5 separate regions of the Homo sapiens genome follow, and all the other regions are linked to region 1. A link is a loop called in an ENCODE intact Hi-C map of the cell type or tissue named here. Cell type or tissue: tibial artery. All regions are shown on one strand. Each heading gives the region's core, and the rest is flanking DNA. Links, peaks and the distances in the headings are about the cores only. Region 1 has its middle 37 kb from the start of ZBTB7C. Region 2 overlaps ZBTB7C (zinc finger and BTB domain containing 7C). Region 3 overlaps ZBTB7C (zinc finger and BTB domain containing 7C). Region 4 overlaps ZBTB7C (zinc finger and BTB domain containing 7C). Region 5 holds the start of ZBTB7C-AS1 (ZBTB7C antisense RNA 1).

What was found. Peaks named below come from ENCODE experiments on the same cell type or tissue, not always from the same donor. Only the 100,000 strongest peaks of a DNase experiment are listed, where the experiment ranks them.
Region 2: it touches region 1 in a loop (2.2-fold over the local background); 31 of 110 quality-filtered maps call a loop at or near these places.
Region 3: it touches region 1 in a loop (8-fold over the local background); 99 of 110 quality-filtered maps call a loop at or near these places.
Region 4: a loop joins it to region 1, with 5 times the contacts of the local background. A loop is called at or near these places in 53 of 110 quality-filtered maps.
Region 5: it touches region 1 in a loop (4-fold over the local background); 6 of 110 quality-filtered maps call a loop at or near these places.

What each region holds. Positions count from the first base shown.
Region 1 is chr18:48,443,404-48,449,243 of GRCh38, forward strand. No RefSeq gene overlaps it. Among named protein-coding and RNA genes, the nearest start is that of ZBTB7C, 37 kb to the left of the region's middle. RefSeq lists an enhancer at 2,135-2,429. In tibial artery, for the core only: CTCF peaks have their summits at 2,260 (motif pointing right) and 3,378 (motif pointing left); DNase peaks (open chromatin) are centred at 2,238 and 3,414; H3K27ac peaks cover 1,628 bases.
Region 2 is chr18:48,334,125-48,339,964 of GRCh38, forward strand. It overlaps ZBTB7C (zinc finger and BTB domain containing 7C), which reads right to left. Exons shown (of 5, transcript NM_001318841.2): 2 at 4,050-4,274. Among named protein-coding and RNA genes, the nearest start is that of ZBTB7C, 72 kb to the right of the region's middle. RefSeq lists enhancers at 445-945, 946-1,446. In tibial artery, for the core only: a CTCF peak has its summit at 2,409; a DNase peak (open chromatin) is centred at 1,977; H3K27ac peaks cover 5,000 bases.
Region 3 is chr18:48,028,657-48,034,496 of GRCh38, forward strand. ZBTB7C (zinc finger and BTB domain containing 7C) reads right to left here. Exons shown (of 5, transcript NM_001318841.2): 5 at 1-1,255. The coding sequence ends at 604. Among named protein-coding and RNA genes, the nearest start is that of SMAD2, 100 kb to the left of the region's middle. In tibial artery, for the core only: a CTCF peak has its summit at 2,531 (motif pointing right); DNase peaks (open chromatin) are centred at 1,135, 2,525 and 5,265; H3K27ac peaks cover 835 bases.
Region 4 is chr18:48,228,422-48,234,261 of GRCh38, forward strand. All of the region lies in intron 2 of ZBTB7C (zinc finger and BTB domain containing 7C), which reads right to left. Among named protein-coding and RNA genes, the nearest start is that of ZBTB7C-AS2, 21 kb to the right of the region's middle. In tibial artery, for the core only: a CTCF peak has its summit at 2,298 (motif pointing right); no DNase peak of the experiment used is centred there; H3K27ac peaks cover 845 bases.
Region 5 is chr18:48,158,926-48,164,765 of GRCh38, forward strand. The region is part of intron 3 of ZBTB7C (zinc finger and BTB domain containing 7C); the gene reads right to left. ZBTB7C-AS1 (ZBTB7C antisense RNA 1) reads left to right here and starts at 3,791. Exons shown (of 5, transcript XR_001753437.2): 1 at 3,791-3,955. RefSeq lists a silencer at 2,711-2,910. In tibial artery, for the core only: no CTCF peak of the experiment used is centred there; DNase peaks (open chromatin) are centred at 2,366, 2,776 and 3,396; H3K4me3 peaks cover 1,523 bases; H3K27ac peaks cover 3,238 bases.

The sequences.
Region 1 (5,840 bases), core at 562-5,561:
CTTGTGTATGTCTTGGCCCATGCATGGCCACTTTGGCCCAGGGTGGAGAGCATCATTATCTACACCAAGTACTCTGTAACTAGAGAGTGACTATGTTGCTCCCCTCCAGGGAGGCCAGGGGTGGGCCTAAGGCATCCCAAAAGATGTGTGAAATGTCTTTGAAGTCAATAATTTCCCTTAGAAATTCATGTATATTTTGCATTCTTTTCTATATTATTACTGAGTTGCTTAATATAGGAATTTTTGTCCCCAAATCTTAGGATAAAGTGACCCTCCAGGAGGATGCTTCTTGCTAAAAGAAGCTTGTTTGAGCTTCCTGTAATGAACTGCTACATACTCCTGAAACGGGTTTAAGAAGCACTAATCTGGCCAGGCATGGTGGCTCATGCCTGTAATCCCAGCACTTCGGGAGGCCGAGGCAGGCAGATCATGAAGTCAGGAGATTGAGACCATCCTGGCTAACATGATGAAACCCTATCTCTACTAAAAACACAAAAAAATTAGCCAGGCGTGGTGGTGGGCACCTGTAGTCCCAGCTACTTGGGATGCTGAGGCAGGAGAATGGCATGAACCCAGGAGGTGGAGGTTGCAGTGAGCCAAGGTCACGCCACTGCACTCCAGCCTGGGTGACAGAGCAAGACTCCGTCTCAAAACAAAAACAAAAACAAAAACAAAAACAAAAAAACAAAAAAGAAGCACTAATAAGCACTAATCTGTGGGTGTTTGCAGGAACACCCAGGGCTGAAAATTCATCTTTTGATCCATCCAGGAATCCCTTCTCAGATATTCATCCTTTTCTGTTAAAATGCAAATTCCCTTGGGAAGGGGCTAAAAGTTAGAAAAAAACTGAGACAAATACAAAATTCTTTACTTGTGTCTGAGAGTCAATTACAGCAGGACAGTCCGTGGCTCTTTGGATCAGCAGTGGCTGGTGGCTGAGGATTTTGGTAAACTTCAGTTGAGTCAACACTGTGATTTGACTGTGTCCTTCAGAGCAAGAAGGACTTAGTCTCAGCACTAAGCAGGCCTCCTGGAGAACTGCATTCAGAGCTGGAACCATATGTCAGAGGGATTTGGACTAAACAGCAATGATCTGGACAGAGATCACGGACGTATGTCACATGGGGAATGAATGGAGAGATCAGGATGGGAGTGGGCTGGGAGATGCTCCCAATAGTCATCATGGGAATGGGTTTTTGATTTGTGTAGCTCCAAAGGGCAGAACCTAGACTAGCACTCCTGCATTTTAGGAGTGCAGATTTTAGCTCAGCAGAGGGAAGCCCAGCACCTTGTGAAATGGGGATGGGCTGCCTCTGTAGAAAGAGGGTGCCCTGGTCCTGGGAGAGTCCTCCTATCAGTGGGGTGCTGGAGGGTCACTGGGTTATGGGATCCTTTAAAAGGGTGAGGTGCACATGGAAACACAGCTTCTAGATCCCCTTCAGGGAAGGGCTCGCTATCCAGCTGTGGGGAGTGTGGTCCGCAGAAAGCCTCCAGGGTCAGCTCTTCAGGGTTGGCCTCCCCTGCAGGGAGCCTCCTCTCCTGGGGCACTTGCATCTGGTGACTGAGAGAGGTCTGGACAAGCACAGAAGCCTGGACATCTAGGCAAGAGCTAGGCTGGCTAAGGCTTTGTTTGGTCTGCCTCCCTGTTTGATGTCTTCTTCTGTACCCCAAACTCCATCCCAGTGTGTACTTGGGAAAAACTCTACCTGAGACAAAAGCATACAACATGGGATGGGTCATCCTGAGATTCTAGGGATCCTACTATTATTCGTCACTTACACCTGATTGTGAATAAATTCACTGAAATCTTTGCAGGGAACAAGTTTATACAGGTGTAGCTTAAGGAAACGAAAGGGAAAAGAGTCACAAGACAAGTAGGTTAAGAGATAAGGGACTGAAGTTTATGCTTTAAATGTGTGGATTATATCTCAATAAAATGTTCTTTTTTTAATGTTTAAAGAGAGAGAGAGAGAGAATGAAGCTGATCTAAGATGTCCAGACCCTCCCAGGCTGTGCTAGGGTACAGGTACTCTAGCACTGCAGCTGGGTATCAAGAACTGGAAGGACTTGTGCAGGACCCTTGGCTTCTCAGCAAGGCTGTCCCCACGAAGCAGATTTCACATACCCATAGCACACCCAAGGCATGGCTAGCATCCCTTGGGGGCTCTGCTGGCCCCACCATCACCACAGTGAAGCAAGGAGGAGCTCTCCTGCCAGCCACATCCCAAGGCTGCTATTGTGTCCTCCTCCAGCAGGGGTCAGCAGACTGTTTCTGTAAAGGGCCAGAGAGCAAACATTCAGTGTAGGTGGGGCAATATGGTCTCTGTTGCAACTGCTTAACCCTGCTGCTGTAGCACAAAAGCAGACATAGATAGTAAGTAAATGAATGTGCATAGCTGTGTTCCAATAAAACTTTACTTACAAAAACAGGCAACGGACCAGATTTGGCTTAGGTATATAGTTTGCTGACCGCCGTCCTAAAATCATGGACCTGCCTAGTTGGAAATAATCCCAGGCCACAGAACAGGAAGGTTTTCTCTACTTGGAATCCACAAAAGCATCATGTTTCTTGTCTTCCAGGCTTTGCTGGAGAAATGGAACCAAATGTTCTATATATGTTTGACATACATTAAAGTTCAACTGGGAACAGAGATTCACAGGATATGGTTCCTGCTCTTCAGGTCCCCATGTAAATAAGGAGGTAATTCTCATTCAGTGTGATAAACACATGGGAGATGTGGGTACATATGTGTATGTTTGGGCTAAAACCACCACTAGCCAATGTCGCCAGGGTTTGGATAATTAACTTTGGGGGCCTGGGTCAGTTGACCCTCATGGTGGTTAATAAAGTAGTATCTGTAGTCACTTCTAGCTGTGGTCTTTACACATCTACAGAGGACTTGCCTTTTTCTTTTTTCTTTTTAAATTATTTTTTCAAAATTAAAAAAAAAAAAAAACTTTAAATAGAGACAGGATCTCCCTATGTTGCCCAGGCTGGTCTTGAACTCCTGGGCTCAAGGGATCCTCCTGCCTCAGCCTCCCAAAGTGCTAGCATTACAGGCGTGAGCCACCATGCCCAGTCACCTTTTTCAAATTAATCTTGGAAACAAAAACATAATCCCAGTTTGACACTGAGACAGAGCCCACAGGTATTGTTTTGGTGCATAGGCCACAGAACCGGAGAGTTGTCACAGCCATTGCATGGGAAGGCCACGGGCTGGGTGTGGCTCCAGATCCACGTTCTCGCGTCCTGGGCCTGCTCAGTGTGTTTCGGCTCCTGTGTATGCTTTTCTCTCTGCAGTGCCACGACATCCGACCCCGGCCTTCTCAGAGGACGCTAACCCGCCTGCCCGCCCGAGACTGCCAGCCCTGTCTGTGGGTGCCCTCTGGTGGCCTGTCGGCTGGAGAGCCTCGGCGCCTGTTAAGGCAATCAGTCAGGGAGAAGGAGGAAGCGTGAGACTGAGTTGCAGACATTTCCACCAGCTCCTCCTTTGCCAACACAAACCCAAGCCTCCCCCTAGGGATTTTGGAGTGCATTCAGAGCTTGGGGAAAGAATCATTTTCATTCCTAATTCGATACCCTTCATTTTTTCAACCGGGATGGTTCACATGATCAAACCGCACAAGAGGCCGCCGCTCTGTGTTCTGCTTATGGCCGAGAGGGCACGGCGGCTCCCCAGGGCACTCAAGATCTGAGGGATCTGGGGGCGCAACAAGTTAAGAAGCAGCTTTGAATATCTTCCTGGGGAGGCAATTCTTGCGTCTAATTTTCCGCTGCGCTTCTTGTTCCTTCGATGTCTACTGCAGTGGGGGTCTCAGTGGGAATGGACTAAGGATGCAGGAAAAGTATGGGGGTCTGAGTACAGGCAGGTACAGAGCTGACTCGGCTCCGCAAACACCGTAGAAACTAGTCCCGGTTCTCCCACCCATCTATTCACATGGCTGGAGGACTTAGCAAGGCCCTGGAGCACACTGGTTGACTCCACGGACTCCTGATCCAGGCTGCCTGGGTTCCAATCCCGGCTCTACCACTTTCTAGCCATGTAACCTCAGACAAGTTCCTTAACCCCTTTGTGCCTTGGGGTCCTTGTCTGTAAAATGAGAGTCATAATATTGCCTACCTCCAGGGTTGTTTTGAAAGATAAGTGGGTTGGTATCTGAGAAAATGCCCAGTAAATGTCTCCTGTTGTTATTCAGGAGAAAGCTCATAGTAACGAGGATAGGAATCTGAAGACCTCAGTTTCCATCCCAGAGCCACCTTATCCAGTTATGTGTGTTCCGGGAAGGGTGACCTCACTTCTCTGTGCTTAGAGCCTTCTATTCCAAGATAAGGATGAGGACTAACTCCTTCCTCTAAACTCCTCCATGGCTCTCCATTGACCTCATGATGAAGGCCCAGCTCCCTCATCTGGCCTCTAACACTCTTCATGCTCCAGCCCCTGCCCTTCTCTCAAGTCTCATTTCATGCAGCACCCAAGGTGATGATGGCTGATGAGTGATATTGTAAAGCACCCATCAGATCATGTCTCTCCTCTGCTCAGAGCCTTCCAATGGCTTCCCATGCCACTGAGAGTAAAATCCAAGGTGTTCTGCACAGGTTGCCAGGTCCTACAGCCTGACCTCAGCTCCCACCACTCCCACCCCCCACGCCACACCACCCACCCCCACACACACACCTCTGTGGCTGCTCCCAGCTCCCTCTTCCAGGATGCCAGCCCTCTCTTGCCTTGGGGCCTGATATGGTTTGGCTCTGTGTCCCCATCCAAACCTCACCTCGAACTGTAATCCCCACATGTCAGGGGAGGGGCCTGGTGAGAGGTGATTGGATTATAGAGGCCGACTTCCCCCTTGCCAATCTGGTGATAGTGAGGGAGTTCTCAGAAGAAGTGGTTGTTTGAAAGTGTGGCACTTCCCTCTTCGCTCTCTCTCCTGCTTTGCCATCGTAAGACATACTTGCTTCCCCTCCTCCTTCCACCATGACTGTAAGTTTCCTGAGGCCTCCCAGTCATGCTTCCTGTACAGCCTGTAGAACTATGTGTCAATTAAACCTTTTCCTAAACTACCTAGTCTCAGGTGGTTCTTTACAGCAGTGTGAGAACGGACTAATATAGGGCCTTTGCCTTTGCTGTTCCCTTGGCCGGGAGCACTTCCCTCAGAGCTGCCTGGTCAGCCTTGCCTCCTTCAGGCTTCTGCCCAAGGGTCTCATAATGAGAGGGGCCTTCCCTGACTTCCCCGCAGGTGACAGAACACTGCCCCATCGCTCTCTATCCCCTGGTCTGCTTTATGTTTCTCAGTGGCCTTGCCATCACTAACCCGTACGTGCAGATTTGACTTGGCTAACTGTCTGCCTCCCCGACGTGCGGTGTGAACAGGTGTTTTGTTTTGCTCCCTGCTGTGTCTCCAGCTCCTAGAACTCTGTTGGTCATGAAATAGGTGCTCAAAATCAGTGTGGATCTGTGAAGGATGCTGGCTTGCCTAACAGAGGAAATAGCTTTGGCAAGGAACATCCAGGAAAGACGTCTCTTAACCTAAAAACTGGAGGCACCATCTAAAAGACCTCCAGTAAGGGAGACAGCACTCCAGGCTCCCTACACCACCACTGCCCACCTTTCTACCTCCAGGCACCTGGGAATTGGCCCCAGGCAGGATGAAGTCACAACAGGCTGGGTGGCCAGCCTGAGTTCTCTCCCGCTGCAGGCAGGAGCACCTCTTTTCACTTTTTATTTCTACACCACATTACTTGAACACTTGGTGGCTTCCAAAATGAAGCCATATGGTTTGATGGCAGCTCTCTGGAGGGAAATGCCGCCCTTTAATTGTCCTCAGGACTATTCTGAAAA
Region 2 (5,840 bases), core at 471-5,470, 110 kb before region 1:
CAAGTCCCAGGAAGGATGGATTATGAGCTTTCACAATAATCTAGGTGGATTCCAAACTCAGGAGGATTGGCTAGAGACCCCCCACACACAACAGGCTGAGGGAAAGTAAAGATGTCAGGGAAACCTACTGCTGCCACCAACACCCAGATCCTTCCCCTCTCCCAAAGGAGAACAGGAGGCAAGGGGTTAATTCAGAGGCACTCACCCCGGGGGATAGAGCACCTAGGGGGAGCACCTCATGGGAACACCTAGTTGAGTCCTATGGCAGCACCATCTGCCATGAGATGCCAAGAGAAGGGGCATCTTTTAAATCAAATCTGCAGCCTCAAACCCAGCTCCCAGACCCGAAAACACCCCCAGGTAGGGAACTAAGAGTCTCAATAACATTTGATAACTCTATAAAGGACCTTCACATACACTATCTCATTTGAGGCTCTGAAAAAACCCAGAAGGCAGGCGCTATTTAACTCATTCTTCAGATGGGGCTGGGCATAGGGCAGTGGCCAGAGCTGCCATTCACAGGACAATAAAATGTGTACTCCCTCCAGTCCCAAAAAGAACAGCCATATTTCGTGACAATAAGATCTGAACTCCCTACCCTAAGGGGAAGTTATTTGAATTTTTCTTTCTGGGAAAAGCAAGGGGACATGGTAAGGTAGGAACAGGCCTTTGTTTCAAAGACTGAGGCTGGGAGGCAGGAGACAGAGGGATGAAGGACATGGAGCTTTTAGAGAAGGATCCCTGGGTTGGATCCCAAGAGAGGTGGGATGACTTGGGACCTGGAGTGGCTGGCAACCCTCACTCCACTGGAGTGCAGTGCCTCGGTGCTGTCGGCCCCCTAGAGATGGTGGCCTGGGCACTCTAGCTTCCCCTGTGGCAGAGCTGGCATAGATAGAGCACCAGCTGGCTGCAGGGGGCTGCCTCCTCCAGCTGACCACACAGGTCTGGATAAAGGGGCACCACAGGCAGCTGTCACCACCAGGGGCTAAGGCCCAGGCCTCACCCCTCCTTATTTGTGCTGGCCTGCAAAGTGGCCCGGTTCTCATGCAAAGGGAGAGTGGAGACAGAACTACAGAAATGCCAGTTAGGAAACTTTCTGCCAAACTTAGCCAATAGGAAAACCCAAATTTGTTTTTATTTGATTTAGGAAAATAAGAAGAATTACTTCTTGAAATTGATCGTCACGGGGCAATTATTCATTATTTTATTTAGTCCTCATAGTTACCTAGCAAGATAGAATTTATTAGTTCCAATTTCAGGGAAGCTTCTGAGGCTCAGAGACCTTCAGGAACCGCCTGAAGGTCCTAGACCCAGCAAGCGGCAGAGTCCTGAATCCAGTTGCTGAGACCTGGAGTCAGGGCTGGTTCCAGAGAACATAAGTCACCATCTAGAATAAGTGATTCAAGATATCTCTTATTATTCAAGAGAATGTCCCCAGGGATTCGTTATAGACATTTCATAGTAAATCCTGATGTCTAGTCAGGATACCCCTGGCCCCTGGGTGCTCCTTGGCAAGATATTCTAGAGTCTAGATTGGTGCTATCCAACACAGTTGCCACTAGCCAACTTGAAATGTGGTTGGTCCAAACTGAGACGGTGCTACAAGTACAGAATACACTGTAGACTTCAAACACTTTGTATGAAAAGAATGTAAAATATCTCATTCATAATTTTTATGCTAATTACATGTTAAAATAATATGTTAGACCTACTGAGTGAAATGAAATATATCATTAAAATTAATTTCACTTGCTTATTGTTACTTTTTTAAATGCTGCTACTACCACATTTAAAATGACACACGTGGCTTGCATCTGAAGCCCGCCCCAGTGGCTATTGGGCCACCTCACTCCAGGTCACAAGTCTTGCCTTGGCTTCTTGCACACCCCTCCCCTTGAGTTGGAAGACAAGGAGTCAAGACTCTCCAAGCATTCGGAGAATGTCCTCTTTTCTCAACACTTCTCTAAATTCCTGGACCCACCCCTCCTGCCTCCAGTCTTTCTGTGTGCCCAGCAACTGCCAAAGCACTTAAATGCAGTCACCATTTCCGAGTGGTAGGGTCCACCTAAAACCACATTTTCTGTGGCCAGAGAAATTCTGATAACCAGTTTTCAAAGCCCAGGCCCCCAACCCTGTTAGCAGTCAGAATCCCTGGAAGTTAGAAGGCACTTCTCCCAGCCTTCCTGGCTCTCACCCCCCACCAGACTGTGAGCTTCTCCAAAAGCAGAATCACGGAAACAAGCTACATGTACCGATCACTTATTATGGTGCCAGCTGCTGTCCTAAGTGTGTTACATGTTTTACTTTATTTCATTCTCCCCACTAGTCTATGAGTGAGATAGTATCGTCCCTGTTTTTGAAGATAGAAGCTTGAAGCCTCCAGAGGCCTGACCAGGCTCCACACTCCCTCCCGTGGAAGCAAACTGCAGCTCATTCTCTGCATTTCCGGCAGTGAGCACAGTGCTCGGTGCACAACAGGTAATCAGTAAACATTAGTAACATAGGAGAAGAGCGCTTGACAGACCCAGTCCCTGGCTCTTTCTGGTCTTCATCAGGAGGCATGTTGCCCGTTAGCCTCCTGAGACTACAAACTTGAAAGTCCTCACCCACCTACCTCCAGGATTGGATATTTTCTGCCCCTACCCAGTCCCCCAGGATGCTCCCCAGCTTCAGCCCTGCCCAGGTCCCCAGCCAAGTCCAAGAAGTACAGACCACTTGCCCCACTGAGAGGTGGGGTCTGGGGATAGCCTAGGGCCAGTACATACAGGTCATATTTAAGCCAGCTCCCTAGCTCAGCCCCTCCAGTCATAGCCAGTCCCTGACTACCCCTTGCCAGAGACCCTGGAGCTCAATTCTTTCTCCATTTCCTTATATAGACAGGAGTCCAGTTCCGAGCCCACCTAGCACCTTTGGTTGATCCACTTCCTAGAGCTGGGCTCAGCTTTCTAGATTCCTTCTTCAACTTATCCTTTCTGCCTAATTTAGAACAAGGCCACCCAGAAGTCCTAATGTTCTGCTCCTCCCCATCCCTTGGCTCTGACCCTGGGGACCCTGACACTGGCCTGTACTGAAAAGGAATTTACCACACCCTCTTGGGCCTCCTGCCCCAGGCCACTGGCCCTTCTCCCCTTGCCTTGGTCAGTTTCCCAAGGCCCCAAGCTATTTTTGCCTCCACCCCAGCCTACCATTTTCCCCACGGTGGAAGTTGCCAGGGTGGTACCTCATATGACGCACACAGCAAAGACCAGAAAATCCATGGGAACAGGCTGTGCCATTGGATCAGAACCCACCTTTGGGGTCTCCAGCCTACTGGCTGGCCCCTGTCCTTCTAGTCTCAAGGCCTTGCCTTCTAGGCCCTAGAGACTTGCTTGATGCTTCCAGGCTTGGCTGACTTCCCTGAATCAACTGCTAGACCCAAGGTATCTGACAGGCCCCTACTGTCCTCTCCAGACCCCTACTCATTACCTCATCCACCTTTGATCATCTGCTAATTGCCTGGGCATTCTTGAAAGAATGGCAAGACAAAAAGCCTTCTGTTTTTAACAAGCAGGACTCATCCATCACCACACCTGTCATTTGACATATCTGAACCAGACCTAAAGGCTTCCCAACCACTGAGGTCTCCAGGTCTATTCCTCACACATCATGGACACGATGAAAGAGCTTCTTCACTTCTCGCTCCCTCTGTTTCTCCACTGGCATGAACTCCCTGTTTCCCACAGAAGCTGATGGGGAATAATGACTTCTTGATTTGTTACTCTGAGCTCCTCAAATACGACATGCTATGTCCATAAAGGCATCAGGCCTTCCCATAAGGCATAGGAAGTGAACCCATCTAATGCTAAATCTTCCAGTGCTTGGCTCCAGCAAGCACATGGGGCAGAAACTAATAACTATAAAGCATCCATCTATCATCTTATCAGGCCTTAGTGTGCTTTGTTTGCATAGTTATCTTCCCACAGGTTGACATTTTATGCTTACTGCAAGCTGATATATTCTCCTACCTGCCATATCATTCATAAAGGATAGACAAGCCTCAGGTTCATTACCTGTCATTACACCATGTACATGTCACCAGGGGCCAAAGCATTGATTCTTCTTGGATCTCCCCAGCAGTGCAGCCCCAAACGCCCAGGCTCCAGGTCTAATGGGCGTGGATTCTGCTCATGCCTCAGGCCCTGGGTGGACTCCACGCCATCACTTCTTGCTCTTGTGGCTGACCCACTCCTCAGGGTTGGACAGAGCTTCTGAGCTCCCAGCTGCTCAGAGGGGATCTGCAGGAAGAACAGAGGGCTCCATCACCCACCAGGGCCAGAAACACATGTCCAGGTTTTAGCTGTTCTCGAAAATTCTAGCCATCCTTCTCTTTCTCTTTATTATTAGGGCCTGCAATTCTTCATGACTATACCAACTCGATCTCATCCAGGGTTTTCACTGACAGTGTCCTGCCCACCAACCCAGGCCCAGGCCTCAACACACACACACACACCGCACACACATGCACACACACGCCCTTCATTCCTTTCTTACCTCAGCATATTTCATTTCATCTGCCTGAAAGACTCACCTTCTAATCCTGCATCCAAACCCTAGCCATCGTTCAGAGTTTAGCCCAGACTGACCAACAGAACCTCACGCTGTTCCATCACCCCAGGAAAGAGAAAGGAGATGCATGTTCTCGCATGTGAGATGTATATAGAAGTGCAAGGACACGTTTATGTGGAACATTCCTTAACTCTTCTATCCCAGATCTCCCAAGCAAGGCTTCTGGTGTTCTGTAGTTTGTTGGGGGGGGGGGGTCCAGGTAGGACACCCCACCTATGGCTGATGATGAACATCTTTTCATAGTTCGTCATCTCAGAGTGAGAGACAAAAGTGGAAACACAAACCTTGCTGAGATGAGGAACAGAGACACCGGCTCCACAGAGCCATCACATTTCATAGCCAAGATTGTGCCTTATGCTGTGTCAGGAGGGGCCAAAGTCCTTCTGGCTGAAGCAGCCTGCCCCAGCCTGGAGGTCTGCCCATCTCCGGACAAGTCCAAGGTGGCTACAGCCCTGCATCTCTGAGCAGGCACAGCCCCCATCTCTTGGGGGTGAAAAGAGTAGGCTCCTGGGGTACCCACCTGGCTGTGACTCTCAGCTCCACCCCAACCATGGGCTCCTCCAGGCCTCAGTGGGCCATTGCTGAGAAGAGACCGTGGCAGACGAAGAACATCCATCGGGACACCCAGCATTGCAGACAAGGGGAAGCCCCAGAGATAGGAGTGAGAGTGGCAAAAGAAGGAAGGGACACATATATAATGATTAGACTCTCTTCAAGCTGCTTTTGCATCCATTGGGGATCCATTTAGTTTCTCAGTAGCTCTGTGGAGGGGTGTTTGAAAGACTAGGAAACAGATGCACAGAGAGGTTGAGAAGCTTGCTAAAGATCACACCGTAAGTAAATGAAACAGCCAATTATCATTCTTTCCAGCAAGCTCCCTGGCCCTAGGTTAATTTCATCTTCCTTCCAAGTCACCTCAGGGGTGGGGGATGAGTGGGAATGGGAAGGAGGAGGGGGACATTGGCCTGTTTGCCCTGCTATGGGGGGATGGGGAGAAGAGGAGAACAATCATGCCTTTGGATTCTTCCCTCATAGGAGGGTCGAAGAGGAGAAAGCACAGAGATAACAGAGTGATAAATAAGAAAGACAAGAATGTGGAGGCTCCTAGTTAACAGGAGCGGCTCAGGCACAAAGAAATTGGCTGCGATAAACAGCCACTGCTTTGGGAGAGGCTAGGCTGACCTTGAGCCTCCCAGCAACTTGGCCCTCTACAGCTCACACTCCAAGTCACTTCT
Region 3 (5,840 bases), core at 512-5,511, 410 kb before region 1:
ACAGGACAGGTCAGGGAAGAAATGGCCCGGGCCTTCCAGAGCCTGGTTCCTGACTGGTTCCAGGAGGCCTCCCTGCCAACAGAGCATTTCTTTCTATGTGGCAGGTGGGTAGTTCTCAAAAAGACCCCGGGGCCACTGGAGACTGGAAAATGAGCCCTCAGAGGAGTGTTGGCAGAGACTTTGCCATAGGGGGTGGGGCTTAACCAAGGTGCATGCCCAGCCCCTACCTCCTCCTGCTGTGGCTGGCTGGGCACCAGGCCAACCACCCCCTGACCCCTCATGACTCACCCAGCTCCTAAGTGCCCCTGGGCACCCAGTTCTTTGTGGCATGGGCCGGTGCAAGTTTCTATATGAGAGCCAGAGAGACAGGGAGGGAGGCCCGGGCTCCTGGCCTTTTGGGAAAAGATGCCCGTCTCAGACCAGCAAAAGGAGGCAGCTGCTTTAGGAGCCCGGGAAAATGCCATCACTGATAGTATTATTATTATTTTCCCATTTTCCCTTTGTGTTTTTAAAATGAAAAGTTCAGATCCATGGGGTAGGGTAGAGTGGGCCTGGAGGGAGAAGGACTGGAGGGCTGGTGGGCTGGAGCCGACAGGGACCAGCCTAGTTGTTGGCTTCGGACATGGAGGCCACGTGGTTGAGGCCGGCGAGCCCAGGGAGGCCGGCCAGGCCGGCGGCCCAAGGGTCGGGCAGCGGGAAGTAGGGCCGCGCCGCCGCCACGTTCTCGGCCAGCGCGAAGGCCAGGAGGCCCCCCGCGTTCCTCTCAGCCTCCAGCTGCGCGCGCCCGAACAGCTTCATCTGTGTCTCCTCGAACTGCCGCTCCAGCTCTTGCAGGCTCAGGGCGCCCTTGGGCGCTGCCAGGAAGTGCTTGGCGGGGCTGGGGCCCGGGAGGCACACAGCTGCGCCGCCCAGGTGGCCGCCCACCTCGCCCAGCGCAGGGGGCATCACGAAGGCCGCCTTGTCGGGGGCCGGGCCGCCGGGCCCGAAGAGCAGGCTGGCGGCCCTCCACGCAGCAGGCTTGCGGCCGCGTCGGGGCCGTGCCATGCGGCAGCTCTGGCGCTTGATGTGGCGGTGCAGGTGGTCAGAGCGCGTGAAGCTCTTGTAGCAGAACTCGCACTGGTAGGGCCGCACGCCCGTGTGGATGCGCATGTGGTTCTTGAGGTCGTAGTTGTGCACGAACTTGGCGTTGCAGTGGATGCACAGGTAGGGCCGCTCCCCTGTGTGCTTCCGCATGTGGATTTTCAGCTTGTCCTGCCTGCAATGCAGAGACTGGGGGTCAGTCCCGCAGGGAACACCAGGAGCCATTCCTAACCTTTTGCTCCCCCTTTCTCCAGAACCAGCCGAGGCTCCCTACTGCCATGGAGTCAAACCCCAGAAATAGGTCTCATGCTAGATCTACCCTCAACTGCTGCCCCACCTTAGACAGGTATGGTTACTCACCTGGATTAAAGGGATGCGGAAAAAGCAGTGTCCTGAAAGCCCCACTCCCCCAAACTCCTTTTATACCCGAGCTCAGAGTCATGAAACTCCCACTCTATTAGGGGTTTATCTCACATACTGGGAAGATACTTCGCCAGAAGTCAGCATTTCTGACCTTAGTCCTCGGATAGTGCAGCGACTTCTGCTGATACTGGACTGCACTTTAATCTCATACCCACTCTCTCCAGGCAACCTTATGCTTTCCCTCCAGTTCATCTATATGCTTTGGCCCAAAGTCCCTGGTCCCATCCCAGCCCCCGGGCTATTGAGATCTGTCTGTGTTTGGCACTAATCTGGGAGGCTATAGAAGCTTGGGCACACCTTGTTCAAACCTCCTGCATGGTGGTTTCTTATCCTAAGCCTTGGGCTCTCCTCTTTGTCTGTAGACAATTTCAGGGTTTACAAAAGAGCCAGGTGCGAAAAGAATGCAGCCTAATCTAGGGCAAAACTTTGCAGGGTTTAAGTGGTATTATTCACAGGTAAGGTATGGTGTAGGGTGGGGGCGCCTGCACCTATTGGGGGTCTGGGAGCCTCTGCGCCAGCTGCAGACCCACCACCAACTTGCTGGTGACTTCAGGCAAGTTACTTAACCTCACTGCCCAGAGCTGAACCTGGTGCCAGACATCAATTCTCATTGTCCAGGGCTCATGGAAAGAACCTGGGTCTGTGTGAGCTAGATTCCACACACCTCCTGGTGGTCTTGACAGGAAAACTGATATCAGGGGGTTGTTTTCATAAACACTGAGCATTGGGTAAACCAGCTTAAGGTGGCTGAGGTATAGGCAGCTGGGCTGCAAGAATTCCTCTTGGGATAATTCGCAGCCTTCCCCAGTGGGGCCATAGGGGCCAGGAAGCTCTGTGTCTAGTCTCCTACTTCCTCCCTGCAGGTGTGGCTTGGGTGGAGCATCTGCCTATAATTTCAGGCTCTGCTTTGAGGTTAGAACAGATGTGGAGTCCAGGTGTCCTCCCTAAGATGGCCAGATTTAAACCCTGTTTAACGTAATCCTAGGACAGCAGGTGCAGGTCCTAGGCTCCTGGTGTCTCCTGGCCACTAGAGGTCTCACCAGCTCTCATTTTCAAAATGGTTCTCCAGGGGCAGAGCAGGAGAGAAAAGGACATTCCCATGAATACTGGCAGGCACTGTGAGAGGAGGATCAGAGAGGACAGATCCAGTCCTCCCACCTGTGCTCACAGGAAGGCTGGAGAGCCCCTGGGAGTGAGGAGAAGGGAAGTGGGGTCACCCTCTTCCCCTCCACATCCCACTGCTCCTGCCTTTTTTCAAACCCACCAGCCACCCCTAGGCTACATAGTACTCTGCTGTGATATCCCACCCCCTACCAGCATGCTGTGGTCTCTGTAACCCAGATTTCACCTAGATGATTGGATTTTTGAGGAGGAAGGGACTTCAGAGACCATTTAGGCCAGTGGGTCTCAAACTTAAGGATGCATTCGAACCATAATCAGGACTCAATAAAACAGTGCTGGGCCCTACTCCCAGAGAGTCTGATCAGTAGGTCTGGGATAGGGGAGAGGGACAAAGGATTTGCATTTCTAACCAGTTGCCACATGCTGGTGGTGGTGGTGGTCCGTGGACCCCACACTGAGAACCACCGGTCTAGGCAAAGCCTCCACTATGTAGGTGGGCAAACAGACCCAGCTGGGGAACTTGCCAAACTCACCCAGAGGGTCATGGCAGGCCCGGGAGTCAAGGCCTCTTTTCTCACCACAGCACTGTGACTGTGAAAATGGAAGTGTCGGGTGCCTGTACCCCTGGAGTGATGCAACTTCCCAGTCCTGAGGGATATGTCTTGGGCCTCCACAAATTCACCCAGGCTCTGATGGAAACACTGATGCTAGGTGGTCGGCTGGGCTCCCTCACCAGGCCTGGCAGAGGGCTCAGCTCAGAATCAGCTAAGCAGGGCTTTAAATGCATCATCTCATTACTCCTCACCACAACCTATGAGGTAGGTTTTTTTATTTTTATTTTTATTTTTTTGAGACAGAGTCTCACTCTGTTGCCCAGGCTGGAGTACAGTGGCATGATCTCGGCTCACTGTAACCTCCGCTTCCCAGGTTCAAGTGATTCTCCTGCCTCAGCCTCTCGAGTAGCTGGGATTACAGGCATGCACCACCACGCCCGGCTAATTTTTGTATTTTTTTAAGTAGAAACGGGCCTTCACCATGTTGGTCAGGCTGGTCTTGAACTCCTGACCTTGTGATCTGCCCACCTCGGCCTCCCAAAGTGTTAGGATTACAGGCGTGAGCCACTGTGCCCGGACAAGGTAGGTTTTTTTTTTTTTTTTTTTTTTTTTTTTTTGAGACGGAGTCTCGCTCTGTCACCCAGGCTGGAGTGCAGTGGTGCGATCTTGGCTCACTGCAAGCTCCGCATCCCGGGTTCACACAATTCTCCTGCCTCAGCCTCCTGAGTAGCTGGGACTACAGGTGCCCACCACTACGCCTGGCTAATTTTTTTTGTATTTTTAATAGAGACAGGGTTTCACCATATTAGCCAGGATGGTCTCGATCTCCTGACCTCGTGATCTGCCCACCCCAGCCTCCCAAAGCGCTGGGATTACAGGTGTGAGCCACCGCCCCTGGCCAGGTAGGTTTTTTTTAAGTCACTATTACACATAATTAGTAGCACTGACCCTTAGGGTCACTCTCAAACAATGGACAATATAAGTGGTAAATCTTCAAATGCCTCCCAAACTTCTCATTAGTGTATCTAAAAGAAGTCCCATTTTTGTGGCAATTGGTCCAAGGATGTAAGAAGTGCTGAGAAGGTGCCTACGATATCCTTTTATTGAACATCTGCTATGGGCAGGTAAATACATGACTTCATTGACCCTGGGAATTCATTATTCAGAGGCATATGGTATAGAGGTAGGGCCCCTCCAGGAGTCTGGGAGTCCCTGTTGTAGCTTCAGACCCACCACCAACTTGCTGGGTGGCTTTAGGCAAGTTATTTAACCTCTCTGTGCAGAGCTAAACCTAGGACCAGACATCACTTCCCATTGTCCAGGGCAGATGGAGAGAATCTGGGTTTGCGTGAGCTAGATTCAACACACTTGGTGTAATTTCCTCACTTGGACACAGGCAGAAAGGAGGCTCAAAGAAGTTAAGAGCTTCCCAAAGGTATACAGCTGGTGGGGGCAAAGGAACCTGGGGGGCTACCTGGCTGTGGTTTGTTTGTAAGCTATTCTGGGGATGAGAAAGGATGGATTTTCACAGCAGGGATTCCCAACCTGAGGCCTAAGAGGACTGCTGCAGAAAGGGCAGACCAGAACAATCAAGAGAGGGCACCGGTAGCCAGCTTTCTGCCTCTGTGGCCAGAAGACTGGGGTATGCCAATGGGAGGAACTCAGCCCTAGGCAGGAGCTTTCCCTAATGGAGACATTTGTGGGAATGGGGGCAAGGGGTGGGAAGAGTAGGCAAAGCTCATGATAAGCCAGTGCTGGAAAAAACTTCAGAGGATCATCTAGTTTACCAGGCATACTTTACCACATTCTGATTCATGGTCTGAGTCAGTGGGCCCAGTAAGTGACACTATTAGCAGTACACTTCTCAGGACCTTGAAAACACTGATCTAATTACTTCCAAGATAAGGAAAGAAAGGACCAAAGAGGGAATGGTGTTCTAGGGCCACACAGCCTCCTTCTTTACACTGACCTTTCCTGTGGATACTGTGACGTGCATTGGAGCTGGAGGTGGTGCCGGGCACACTCCAAGAACTAGATCAGTTCCCTTCCCTGGTCTGGGCCTTAGTTTCCTGATCTCTAAAATGCGGGTTGGGCTGCATCCTTGGGGCCTCTAGTGCTCCATGAGTGTATGCATCTGGGTAATGGGCTTCTGCCAAATCTCCTTCTGGAGTCTGTTTGGCTGGCTGGCTTCCTTGCTGCTTCACATATTCAATCTGCCTGTGGAAGCAGCGTGAGTTTAGCTGGAATATGTTCTAGCTGGAATCTCAAGAGCTGAGCTCTTAGTTACTTCTCTGTAGGAATGGAGGTCTGGCAGTTCCACTTAAAACTTCCCAAGGCCCCCTTGTCCAATGGCCTGTGTGCTCACTTACCCCTTAGCATGGCTTTCTGGGCTCTTCACAAGCTCACTGCCATCTCCTCTGCCAGCTTCCTGCCTGCCCCCCATGGTACGCTGCCCCACACTCTGGGCAACTCTGCATCTTTGAACACCTGCAGGTATGAACTGGACTGCCGGTCCCCCAGTGCACAGCCCACCACATTACAGGGTGGATGCCCTGTAAACCCTGGCTCCTTCCCCGTGTGTGCATGTCTTGTGCTTGGACACTGATGCTCTATCCTTAGGGCCCTCCCAGAAGGCCAAGCCCAGAGCCAGGGTGCCCCTTC
Region 4 (5,840 bases), core at 343-5,342, 220 kb before region 1:
GCTATGAGAGAAGGTTATGGCACTGCTGGCCTTGCTGCGGATGGGTGGGGCACATCCTCTTGGGCCTCTCTGTCTCTCACCCCTGCATCCTCCTCCCCAGTAGGACCCCTCCTCACTGCTCCACCCACCAGCCTGAGAGTGGCTGCCAAGGGTGGAGGCTGCAGCAGGAAGAAGGGCAGTAGTCCTTGCCCACTGTGGTTGCCGCCCCCCTGCCTGCCCACAACCCTTCCCTGCATGCCAGGAGTCAGGAGGCTCTGAGTAGAAGCAAAAACCAGAGGCCTTTCAGCTCAGAGGGAGTCTCTCTCTCTCTGTCTCTCTCTCTCTCTCACACACACACACACACACACACACACTCGTGCTCATACACACTCGTACATGAACACACCCCCATGCACCCTTACGCCCCCACTTGTGCAGGTGTGCACACCCTCTCATACACAAACACACTCTCACTTTAGACTTTAACATCAAGGATATTTCTGTTCCCTTCTCTCTTCTCCTTCCCTCACAAAAGGACTCCAGCTGGCTCTCCAGTGGCAGCCACAGAGCCTCGAACCATCTGGAAACATAAGCACGGCAGGATTGTGCGAGGCTGGAGGTGAAGACAGCCGGGGTCATGGGAAGGGAGGCGGAAAAACAAGACAGTGCCAGATCCCAGTCAAAACAGCATGTTCGTCCCGCTCAAATCTCATCAAAATGCCAAGATTCCCCCTGCCACGTGCCCGCCCAGGCAGCTTGCCCCAGACCCCGACATTCTGCCTGAGCTGTGTGCCACCAGCCTTCCTGCCCCATTCCACCATCAGCACCCACTCTGGTGACTTCAAAAAACAGCCACACAGTCTAATTTTAGCTCTAATCTTCCCTGGCCATGGTTGTGTGGTTTCTAATTATTTTATTCCCAAGATTTACCTTGATGGATAGTTATACATTTTCCAATTTACTGTACAATATCTTGTAAAGTGCCCTTTAAAAAAAATGTGTGGATAATTCCATGTTGTTAATTTTCCCAGCTCTAAGGAGAAATCTGCAGATAATCGCCTGCCCTAGAAGCTCTGATTCAATCCCCATTTCCTTTAATACTAATAAAATGGACAGTTCATTTATAAGAAGTTCCCTAAAAGAGGGTATGAAAAACATTATATTTCTTTTAAAGTTGTTAAAGGGCATAAATCCATTACTCAGATAGAGATCGCTTAATAATTTAATGCCTTTGGCTTGGCATTGTTCCCAGAATATTTTCACTTTATCTGTCTTTATTTCCAGGTTGGAACAAATTGAGGAATAATCAGCTCTGTTGGCGGGAATTGTCGAAGAGTCTGCAGGGAGGCCCGAGGAAGACGTGGGGGAGTTGGACAGCCTTCCTGACTGTCCATCTCCCTCATAGGCCTTCAGTCCAAGGAGCGGGGCAGGTGTGGGGCACTGAGGGGGTGGCCAAGGGGGAACAAGGCTTTCCTTTTGGCCTCCACGTGGTGGGGAATGTGCCCTGCAGGTTGTCTGGCAGGCTCTGCTTTCCGGGAAGCAGGGGGCTGCCTGGGAGGCAGCCACCCCCACCTCCCTCCCTCCTGCCCAGTGAGGCAAACAGGTGGGAGGGCCTCGAAGCAGAGCCTTTCTGCAAAGGGGATTAGTTTGCATTTTCTAAATAAAATCATTTACATGATGTATTAACCCAACCCCATAATTAAAATCATTAATGTTTCTTTGTGCAGATTAGCCAAAAAGAGAAACTAAGTGCAGGAATCAACATTCCTTCTTACAGGCTCATCAAACAACACTCCCCTGAAGAAGGCTTGAAAGCTTCATCCACCAGTCCTCTCCCCAACACAGCAAGGTTTATCCCCTGTTCAGGGATTCTTGCTGACTAGTTTCAGCAGTGTTTGCAGGATGTCTGCCCCAACCTAGCTGAAAGCAACCCAGTGGGAAGCTGGTTGGGAGCTGGAAGCAAGGCCTGAACAGGACAGTTGGGCTTAAACACAGCTCTCAGACGGAATCCCTGTGTATTCCTTTTCCTTGCTCCTCAGTTTCCCCTAAAAAAATAAAGCCACTGAACTAAAATGATGCCTATGGGATCTTCCTAGAAGTTTCCCAGCACCATGACAGGTGTGCTGCTCCCATGCCTGGGACAGATTTTTGGCCATAATTGGTGCTCAGCTCAGGTTTGTTGAAGAGAATGGAATTGAACATGCTGGAAGGGGATGGACATAGGATGGGAAGAGGTGAAGACATCATCACATCTGGTGCAAGGATGTGAGCTGCCAGTGGGTGGGGCTGTGCAGCTACTGATAGTCCAAGGCGAAAGGGCAGCCTGAGGCCAGCAGCATGGCGCCATAGAGGAAGAGTTAACAAACACTGCTAGGGGAAGGTGCAGAGTGAGAGTGCAGACCCAGGCATCTCTGCACGGAAAGCCCCCTGCCCCTACAGGCTCAGAAGTGCCTGCTCCCGCTGCCTGGCCTCTCCCTGCTCCTGGTGCCCACTCTGATTTTGGAGCAAAGTTGTGGCCAAGCCTGGGAGCTGTCACAAGCCAGCTGGGTATGTGCATGCTCAGGCCAGAACTGACACACCAGACCCCTGCTGCCTCGGCCCCCTCTGGACTTTGGGTGCCAAGGAGAACGGGAGGGAGTCTGAAGGGGTGCTAAGGGTGGCTTGGTGCAGGCTTGCAGGCACCTTTGGCACTAACAGCCTGGGCGCACTGGCACTGTGGATGGCCGGTTAATGGTAGCAGGAGGCAGACAGGCTCCTGGGTAAAAAGTGCAGGTCCCTGGTGAAACCCCACCTTCAGGCCAGGGACAGCCTGAGGCCTGGGGGCCAGGCTGCCATTTCCACAGACCAGAGTGAGAACTTATGGTGCTTTTTCTGGACCCTCCCATGGCCACCCATAGACCAATCAGAGTGCACTTTCTCCCCTCTGAAGCCCATAAAAACCCTGGTCTCAGCCAGACTTGGATAGACAACAGGACAACCTGCCTGCAGAGAGGAGCTACCCACTGTACTCTCTACTGAGAGCTGAGAAAATAATAGGATGAACTGCCTGCAGAGAGCAGTTACCCACTGTGGGTCTCCTCTCTGCTGAGAGCTGAGCAGACAACAGGCCAACCTGCCTGTGGAGAGGAACTACACGCTGTGGGTCTCCTCTGAGCTGCTCTGTTGCTTAACAGAGCACCTTTTTGCCTTGCTCAGCCTTCACTTGTCCACGTACTTCATTCTTCCTGGATGCAGGACAAGAACTCAGGACCCACCGATGGTGGGGCTGAAAGAGCTTTAACACAAACAGGGCTGAAGCATGCCCCTTGCTCATTATATTGCAGGCACCAAAAAGGAGAGAAGAGAGAAGGAGAGAAGAGCTGCGGCCCTTTGGGAAGCCCAGACCAAGGAGCTCCCTGAGCCAGGGCTGTGACACCCTCTTTAGGGCTCTGCGGTTCCAGGCACCACCAAGTTCCCCAGTGCCAGCCATGTAAGCTTCTTGTGGTAGGGTCTGGTCCCGGCACAGCCTTGCAGGGAGCTGGTACCTGTGCCAGTGCCTGGTGCTGCCCACCCTGCTGCAGCCAGCATGCTTAGCTGTGCACAGTGGCCAGACCCCATGCTCATTTGCTCACATACCCCTCGCTGCTCCACACCTGGCTCATCCTTGGCAGGCGTGGGATCCAGGCCAGTAGTGCCAGCTGAGCACAGCCTGCCAGGCTGAGTGGGCAAAACGAGCCCAGGAGGCCTGAGCAAAACTCAGGCAAAGGCACTACTGGCCACAGAGGTTTCCAGCCAGAAAAGTAACACTCCAAGGATCCTGAGACAATGTGAAGATAGAGGCAAAGATTGGAGTGGTGCATCCATCAGCCAAAGAACACTGATGATTGATGCTAATCCTCAGAAGCTAGAAGAGGCAAGGAAAGATTCTTCCCTATAACCTTAAGAGAGAGCCCAGCTAATACCTTGATTTCAGACTAGAACTGTCAGAAAATACATTTCTGTTGTTTTAAGCCACCTACTTTGTCATACTTTGTTATGGCAGCCCCGAGAAACTAACACATCTGCCAAGATGCCAGACTTGTGAGTGATACTATCCTGGACCCTCTAGACCAGCCCATCTGCCAGCTAAGTACCACCATATGACCTCAGTTAAGGTCACCTGGAACAGAAGAATCATCAGCTAAGATCTGTCCAAATTCCTGATCCACAAAATCATGATATATAATAAAATGGATTGTTATTTTAACCCATGAAATTTTGGGGTACTTAGTTTTGCAGTAATTGAAAGACATACACAGTAAGTCTGTGGCTGAACTGGAACTAAAATTTAGGTCTCCTGCCTCCTAGTTAATTCAGTAGGGCTTTCCATTCTCCATGGCTTCTCCTGCTCATAAGCCAGTTATTATTCTCAGCAGTTTCATTTGCATACATCTCATAAGTTTTATCCCAGTACCCCAGTTAAGATGTACAATTCATTGAGAACAGATAAACAGCATGCCATCTTGATGCCACCATCAACACCAACCCCCTGGTTGAGTGTTGGAGGTGAAGGCTATAAGCAACAGCAAAACAACAGAAACAAGAAGGGCATGTAGGTGAAACAGTATATAAGAGTACAGGTTTTGAGGTGGCAGGGAGTAAGGATGTTGAATGGGAGAGGCATGTCATGGCTTGAATATGTCCCCTCCAAAAGCATATATTAGAAATTTAATTCCCAATGCAGCATTGGCAGGTGGGGTCTAATGAGAGGTGGTTAGGCCATAAGGGCTCTACTCTCACGAACAGACTAATGCCATGATTGTGGGAGTGGGTTTATTATAAAATGACAAGTTTGCACTCTCTCGCGCGCACGCTCTCTCTCTCCCTTCACCCCCCACCTTCCTCCATGAGATGACACAGCAAGAAGGTCCTTGCAAGATGCCAGCACCTTGATATTGGACTTGCCAGCCTTCAGAACTGTAAGAAATAAATTTTTCTTTATAATGTATCCAGTCTCTGGTATTCTCTTACAGAAGCACAAAATGGACTAAGATGAGGTGAATTCAGATTGTAAAAGGCTTTGAATGTCAGGCTAGAAAGCCAGAATACAAAGAGCATACATAACAGTGGATATCCTAACAGGAAGACCGGTGAGCTGGAATCAGTCAGTGCTATCTTACTGCCTACATTACTGCCCCTGTTCTAGCTGACTGGATGCCACCTGCTTTCCCCAGCTTCCTAGCAGTTAAGGACACTTGTGAAACACCTGTACTCAGAAACGCAGCTACAACATAAGCCAAATCGACAGCACTTTTGAAAATCAAGGTCTGCATGTTGAGAGCCATGTTGTTTTTAAATGGGTGTTCATAGTTTCTGGGATAGGTCCCATATTCATCTGTGCTTTTTTAATAAAGGGAAATGTTTAGGTAAATTATATCAGCTGCTGCCAGGGGGTGGGAGGCTGCTTGTGGCAAAGCCCAAAGGCCGAGAAATTCTAGAAATGCATTTATGAGATTTCAACCTTGCCACCTCAGAGCCTCTCCAGGTGGTAATGGCCTCTCCTTTGAGGGTGGTTGGGTCAGTTCCATCCACATCAGTCAGTCATTATCTCCGCTCAGTTCCTTCCAACACTAAACTTTCCAGTGAAAGTCCTTTCCCATGTATCAACCTCCAGCGCCACTGATCACAACCCAATAGCCTCAGTGGAATTGCTCCCAGAGGTTTAAGCACCTAGAATGCCCTCCCCTTTTATCCCAATCTCAATCCTATGTGACCCTCAAGATCCAGCAAAAAAAAAAACAACCCTTCTTTCTGAAGTCTTCTGCAACGCTATAGTCCACAAGCAGACTGCTTTCTCTCTGAGTTTACAATGCGTTATTATATACTATACCATATTCATAGTA
Region 5 (5,840 bases), core at 575-5,574, 280 kb before region 1:
GGCCTCCCCACACAGGGTGAGCTCCCCAGAGGAGGGTAGGGGCTGGGGAGATACAGTGTAGGGGAAGAGGATGAAGGCCTGGCCAACTGCTCCACTTCCATCTTCCTCAGCCCCTTTCTCAGAGGCGACAGGGGATGCAGAGAGTCAAGTCCACTCCTGGCCTCAAGGAGCATAACCACATTCTGTGTTTTCTTTTCCCAAAGAGATCAGAAGCTTCTGGAAGGGTAGGGGTCATGGCTTATTTATTTATTTTTTCCTTTTCTATTCCCCTTGTCCTAACACATAAAATACCTGCACATGTGGTGGTTAAGCACACCGATCCTAGAGTCAGACTGCTCTAGTGTGAATCCCGGTGGTCTTCTACTTAATCAACCTCAGTTTCCTTGTCTTTAAAATGGGAAAAATGATAATTCCTACCTCATAGGGATCTTACGAGGATTCAATAAAGTAATACTTACAGGACATTTAGCACAGGGCCTGGCACTTGGAAGGTGGCCCATAAAAAGGCTTACCAAGATGAATGGAGCTGAATTGCTTCTGGTCAAAATTCATCATCACAAGAAAGTCAGATGCATGTTCCTTTCTTGCTACTACAAATCATGCCTACACTAATTCATTCATCACCTCTGTGTCCACAGATGGTGCAAAGATCAACTTTACCAAAGCCAAGCTCAACTCTCCTAAGTTTCAAATCAGTGAGGTTCCTGAACTTCTACTACATGCAAAATATTATTTTAATCATTCATTTTACCCTCTTTCTTCTCCAAATACTTTATTAAAATTGGTAATAGTAGCCTGAATGACCTGAATTTCTCCTACTTTTACTTTTTACCAAAGTGCTGCCCCCATCCCACATGCCATAGTAGTCAATGCCCAGCAGGCAGGACCCCAGAGGCATGAACATTAGGTTCACAGAGCGCTGGGCAGCCCAGAGCCCAGGGGGCCTCCAGCCCCCAGAGATTCTGGATCTGTGGGGCTGTGGTCTCTTCACACAGTGCCTGGCAGGGCCGCAGGATGACAAGAACCCCTGCAGGAACAGACATGCCTTGGTCTTTTGCAACCTGTTCAGATACTGGTTGAGGGTAATGAATGGAAAAGAGTCACAGCATTAATCGCTCTGATCTGGAGTTGCCAATTTGGCTCATGCTCGGACCCACCTCCAGACCCACAGTCTCCTCCCGCACAATGACTGGGCTTGCTTGAAGTGACCAAAGATGATGCCAGGCTCCGATGGGGGTCACTGCTGGCCAACTACCCTAGAGAAACATTTCGCTAGCACACTCAGTGACAAGGAGCTAGAATCCCAAGCACTGTGGAAGCCTCACTTCTTCCAAAAGATGCATTAATCCAGTCCTCTTGTTGAGGGCTTGTTCATGCATCTCACCGGTATCTACTGAGCAACTACTCTGTGCCACATAGGTGCTATGCTAGGTCCCTAACATGGAGCTACCCTAAAATTAAAGCACAGTATAACAGCAGGCACGCTGGGATGAGGAGCTGGGAGGCTAGTCAGAGTTCCAGCTCTGCCACTAACTAGTAGTATGATCTTGGGCAGGTCATCTCCCGCTCTGGGTCTCAAGGGCCTCATCTATTAAACCCAGGACTGGGCTGAGGATGCCTGTGGTCCAGCTGTTAAAGATCCCGGTTAAATAATAAAGATCCTGGATCTATTAAATAACATCCCTGATGTATAAATAGTGGCAATCTTGATCAAAGAGCTCCAAGCTTGTAGAAAACACAAGCTCAGCAACCTACCAATCTCCCCCTTGCCATAGTAAGGGCACCTGTTTGCTACCTGAAAATGTAAGAACTCACAGCCTTGGGATGAGTGAGAAGTTGAACTGGCCGCAGGGAGAGACACCTGAGAGGGCAGTGGCAGTCTGAGGGGGGCCAGGTGGCCTTCTTGATGTGATATGAGGGATCCCTGAAAGGCCTCCCCTGTCCCAAATATCTGCTCCCTATCCCCCAAATCTGGGGTCCTGCATCTGGAATTCCACCATTTGAGACAAGTTTTTTTTTTTTTTTTTTCCAGTGCCGGGGGAGCAGTGGGGGGTCGTCTTTGATTGCAGACACCTTCAAGCAAAACGCACACAGCCATGAGAAGGGTGTGGTTCCCACCCTTCTAAGGTTGCCTGGGTCTTCCCTGCCTGCCAGCAGAGGCCTGGCAGCTTGTGGGCCCTGGGTGCTTGGGGCTGGAGGAGGTGGGGGGGACCCAGAAGGGACCCTAAAGGGGGCTGTGGGGGAGGGAGGGCCTCCTGGGCTGACTCAAGGTCTCCTTCACCAAGACCCAGAGGGCCTGGGGGACGGGGGCAGGGAAAGAGAAAGAGCACGTGCAAGATTTGAGTTCTCCAGGAGGGCTGGGAGTGGGAGAGTCCAGGGAAAGAGCTGGTGCCTCCCTTTGGCTAACCGATCCCTTGGAAGAGCCAGCTCAGAGAGGGGAGGAAGGGAGGGCGGGTCAGGAGACAGGGTGGGGCCGGGATGAGAGGAAACTGTAAAACCAACGGGGCGGATTCACGAAAAATTCCCGAGCGTGGTGAGGGTAGAGGGTGCTGGGCAGCACCCCAGTTCGCCGGGCCCACGCTCCTCCAGTTGCCCGGCCTGTTCAGACTGGTTCGCCCACCTTTCTCTCCCTGCCGGCCCCACTCGCCTGACCTCTGAGAAAGCAGAATCCGGGACATGAAGCAACCACAGCCGCTCCGCCCGGCCACAAGCGCCCCGGACTCCGTGCCTGCCCGCAGCCCCCTTCCTGCAGCGTTCACTCGGCTGCCCGGCCCGGCCCGGCCCGGGCGCCCCGCCCCAGCCCCGCCCCGCTCCGGAGGCCCCTCCTCTATCCCCGCCCCTTCCCGGGCGCCCCGCCCTCTCCCTCCACTCTGCGCCCCCGCGGCCTCTCTCTCCTCCTGCGGGAGCCATCGCCCTCCTCCCGGGCGCCCCTCCCCGCGGCCGCAGCCTGTTTCCCGGGCCTCTCCTCCGCATTCTCACATCGCTCCAGCTCGACCTCCCCACCCGCCCGCCTCCCCGGGAGGCCGCGGCCCGGCGCGGCACCGCCCCTGCCCACGGTTACCCGGTTACCGCCTGAGAGGCCGGCGCCTGCCCGGGCGGGCGGGACCCGCACTGACCCCGCAGGGGGCGAGGCGGGGCTGAGAGGGGCGAACGCAGAGCCAGACCCCCCGCCGCCGCAGGCCGCCCACCTCCAGGCAGGGCTTCGTGCCAGACCCGGCTGTAGTTATCAGCTGGGTGGAGGGCAGTGCCAGCTGCAGGCGTCCCCGAGGCGCAAACACCACCCCTGGCCCCAGCCTCCTTCCCTGCAGCCTTCTACCTTCTACCGGAAACAGAGCCACGGGGAGCTAAAGGAGGATCCAGCAACAGTGGAGGCAGGGACTCCACCTCAGAGGCAGGGCCGCACTGAAGCCCAGCTCACCTACCTGCTGGGTGACCTTGGGCAAGTGACTTCTCTATGCCTCAGTTGTTGCATCTGTAAAATTGAGATAGTAATAGTATTCACCTCACTGAGTGCTGCGGTTTGGTGCCTGGCACATAATAGGGACTTCATAGACAGTTGTTACTATTATTACCTCTTCCCCCACATTTGGGGTTTGGCAGAGGGATGTATTGGCTACATGGTCATTAAGGATCTGTTAAGCACCTCCTATGCACGAGGGAGATCACATGGTATGGTCCAAGAGTCTTGGAGTTAGATGTGGGGTTGAATCCTGGCCCTGTCACTTCATAGCTGTGTGTGACCTTGTAAAATTCTGTCTCCTCTCTGAGCTGAAGTTCCCCCACAGGAAAATAGGGACCGTAATGCCCATCTTCCGGGGCCAATGCTGGATTCAATGAGATAATGTACAGGGAGTGCCCAGGGCAGTTCTCAGCACACAATAGTGCCTCTCAGTAAATAAGAGACGCAGGATGGAGAGGACAGGCTCAGTTTCTGCTACAGAAGAGCTCTGGGCAGGTAAGACCTATGGGAGAAAAATGTCACTGAGGAGGATGAACGTTCATGCTCAGCATGCAGTCAGTAGGAAGGGCTGAGGGAGGGCAGGCCCTCCTGTCTAGGAGAATGAAACTGCTAAGGGTGGGATGTCAGGCACTGGTGGGGGATGTTTCCGAATGGGGCCCGTTGGTCCTCAGTGAAGCGGCAGCTACTGGGCCTGAGAAGGGATGTAGGGGCGCTGGAATGACTGATGTCAGCATCTGCTTTATTGGAGAGGCCCCAAAGATGGCTTGGCCATCTCTCTCCCATCCTGACAGGAGAAAAGAATGAAAAGGACAGTTGGAAAATGAGCCCTGAGCAAAATCTCCCCCCTTTATAATAACTGTGAATGTGGCTGGGCATGAGCATGGCCCTGGACAGTGGCTGTGTGACTCTGAAGCTGGGTTCCCTCATCTGTAAAATAGTGGGCTGGTCAGATGCTTTCTAGGCCCCTGAGCTCCTCCCTTCTTGAAAGCAACATTTGCTCTGATCCGTAGCAATGTGGGGGAGAAGCCACTCCTGGAGAGTGCAGGGCCCATCTTCAATCCCATCACCCATTCCATGAACTGGCTGGGAGCCCTCTTGGATGAAATGGAAATGGAGTGGGGCTTAACAGTGGGACAGGCTCCCCAAAGTAGCTCAGGAAGACCAGCTGTCCCACTGATTGTGTGATTCTGACAGCTGGAATCAGCCTTTCAAGCAGATGTCCAGCCCTCTTACAGACAAAGAAAGCCCAGAGAAGTGAAAGGACTTGCCCAAATTCATGTGTCTCTTGAGAGGCAGAGCTGCCTTTCAATCCACTGCACCATATTGCTTCAATTAGTTTCATTAAGAGGGACAACAAAAAAACCAGTAAGCTAGTGACCAAGGCCATCCAAAGTCTCTTTGAGTCCATTTCACGAATGCAAAATGGAAATGCCTTAGCTTCACTACCAGATAAGAAAGTGCTTTGGGAAGTGAGAAGAACACTCCAAACAGCCCAGGAGCTGCCATAAGCACTGTCTGGAGCTGGAGGGGGTTAACTAGGTGGACAGTTGGCGGAGGCTCCTGCCAGGTCAGAGGGGATTTGCCTTTGTGATCAGCACTGCAGGCTCCACGAAGAGTCCAAGGACAGTGGGCTCTGAGTACTAATATGCATTTTTATTCTGCAATAATTTTCATACTGAGTTCAAGAGGCACCAACTCCAAGTACATAAAACCAAATCAAATTAAATTAATTGATTTTATTGAAACCTGCTGCAGTTGTATTCAAGCCCACAGCCAGGGGCATGACCCTCATGAAATACCAAAGGGGCTTTTGAAATAATTAAATTAATCACACCCCGGGTTATGCACAAGGGCTTGCTCCTGGACTCACAGGCAGGCATGTTCCCGGTCCCAGCAACAAGCGGGAGAGGAGCATGTGGCCGCAACACAACCACAAAATGTGGTGCTGCCTAGGGGAGCTGAAGACTCAGACTTCTCATTCCAGGGTAAGCCTTTGTTCATGCTCTTTTGGCAAACATGCACATACACACACTCTCATGTTAACCCATACACACAGTCACAACACCACTCATACTCACACACATACATATGTATACACAAACATACTCATCTGCTAGATTTCCCTTCTGTCTCCCTGTCTACCCATGGTTCAGATCAAGTGCTTACCTCGTGATCCTCCTTCTTTAACCCACCAGGACCCCTCCAGCACTTGGATGATGCATTTTCTTGTTGGCTGTTGTTTCATAAGCGCTTTTTTTTGCATCTCTAAGTAAAGGCTAGTAAGCCCCTTGAATGCAGAGAATGGGCCTCCCTGCCTTCTCTGGATCTCTCAGAAAGCTCAGCATAACCTAGAGTGTGAATAACTTAACCACTGTAAGTG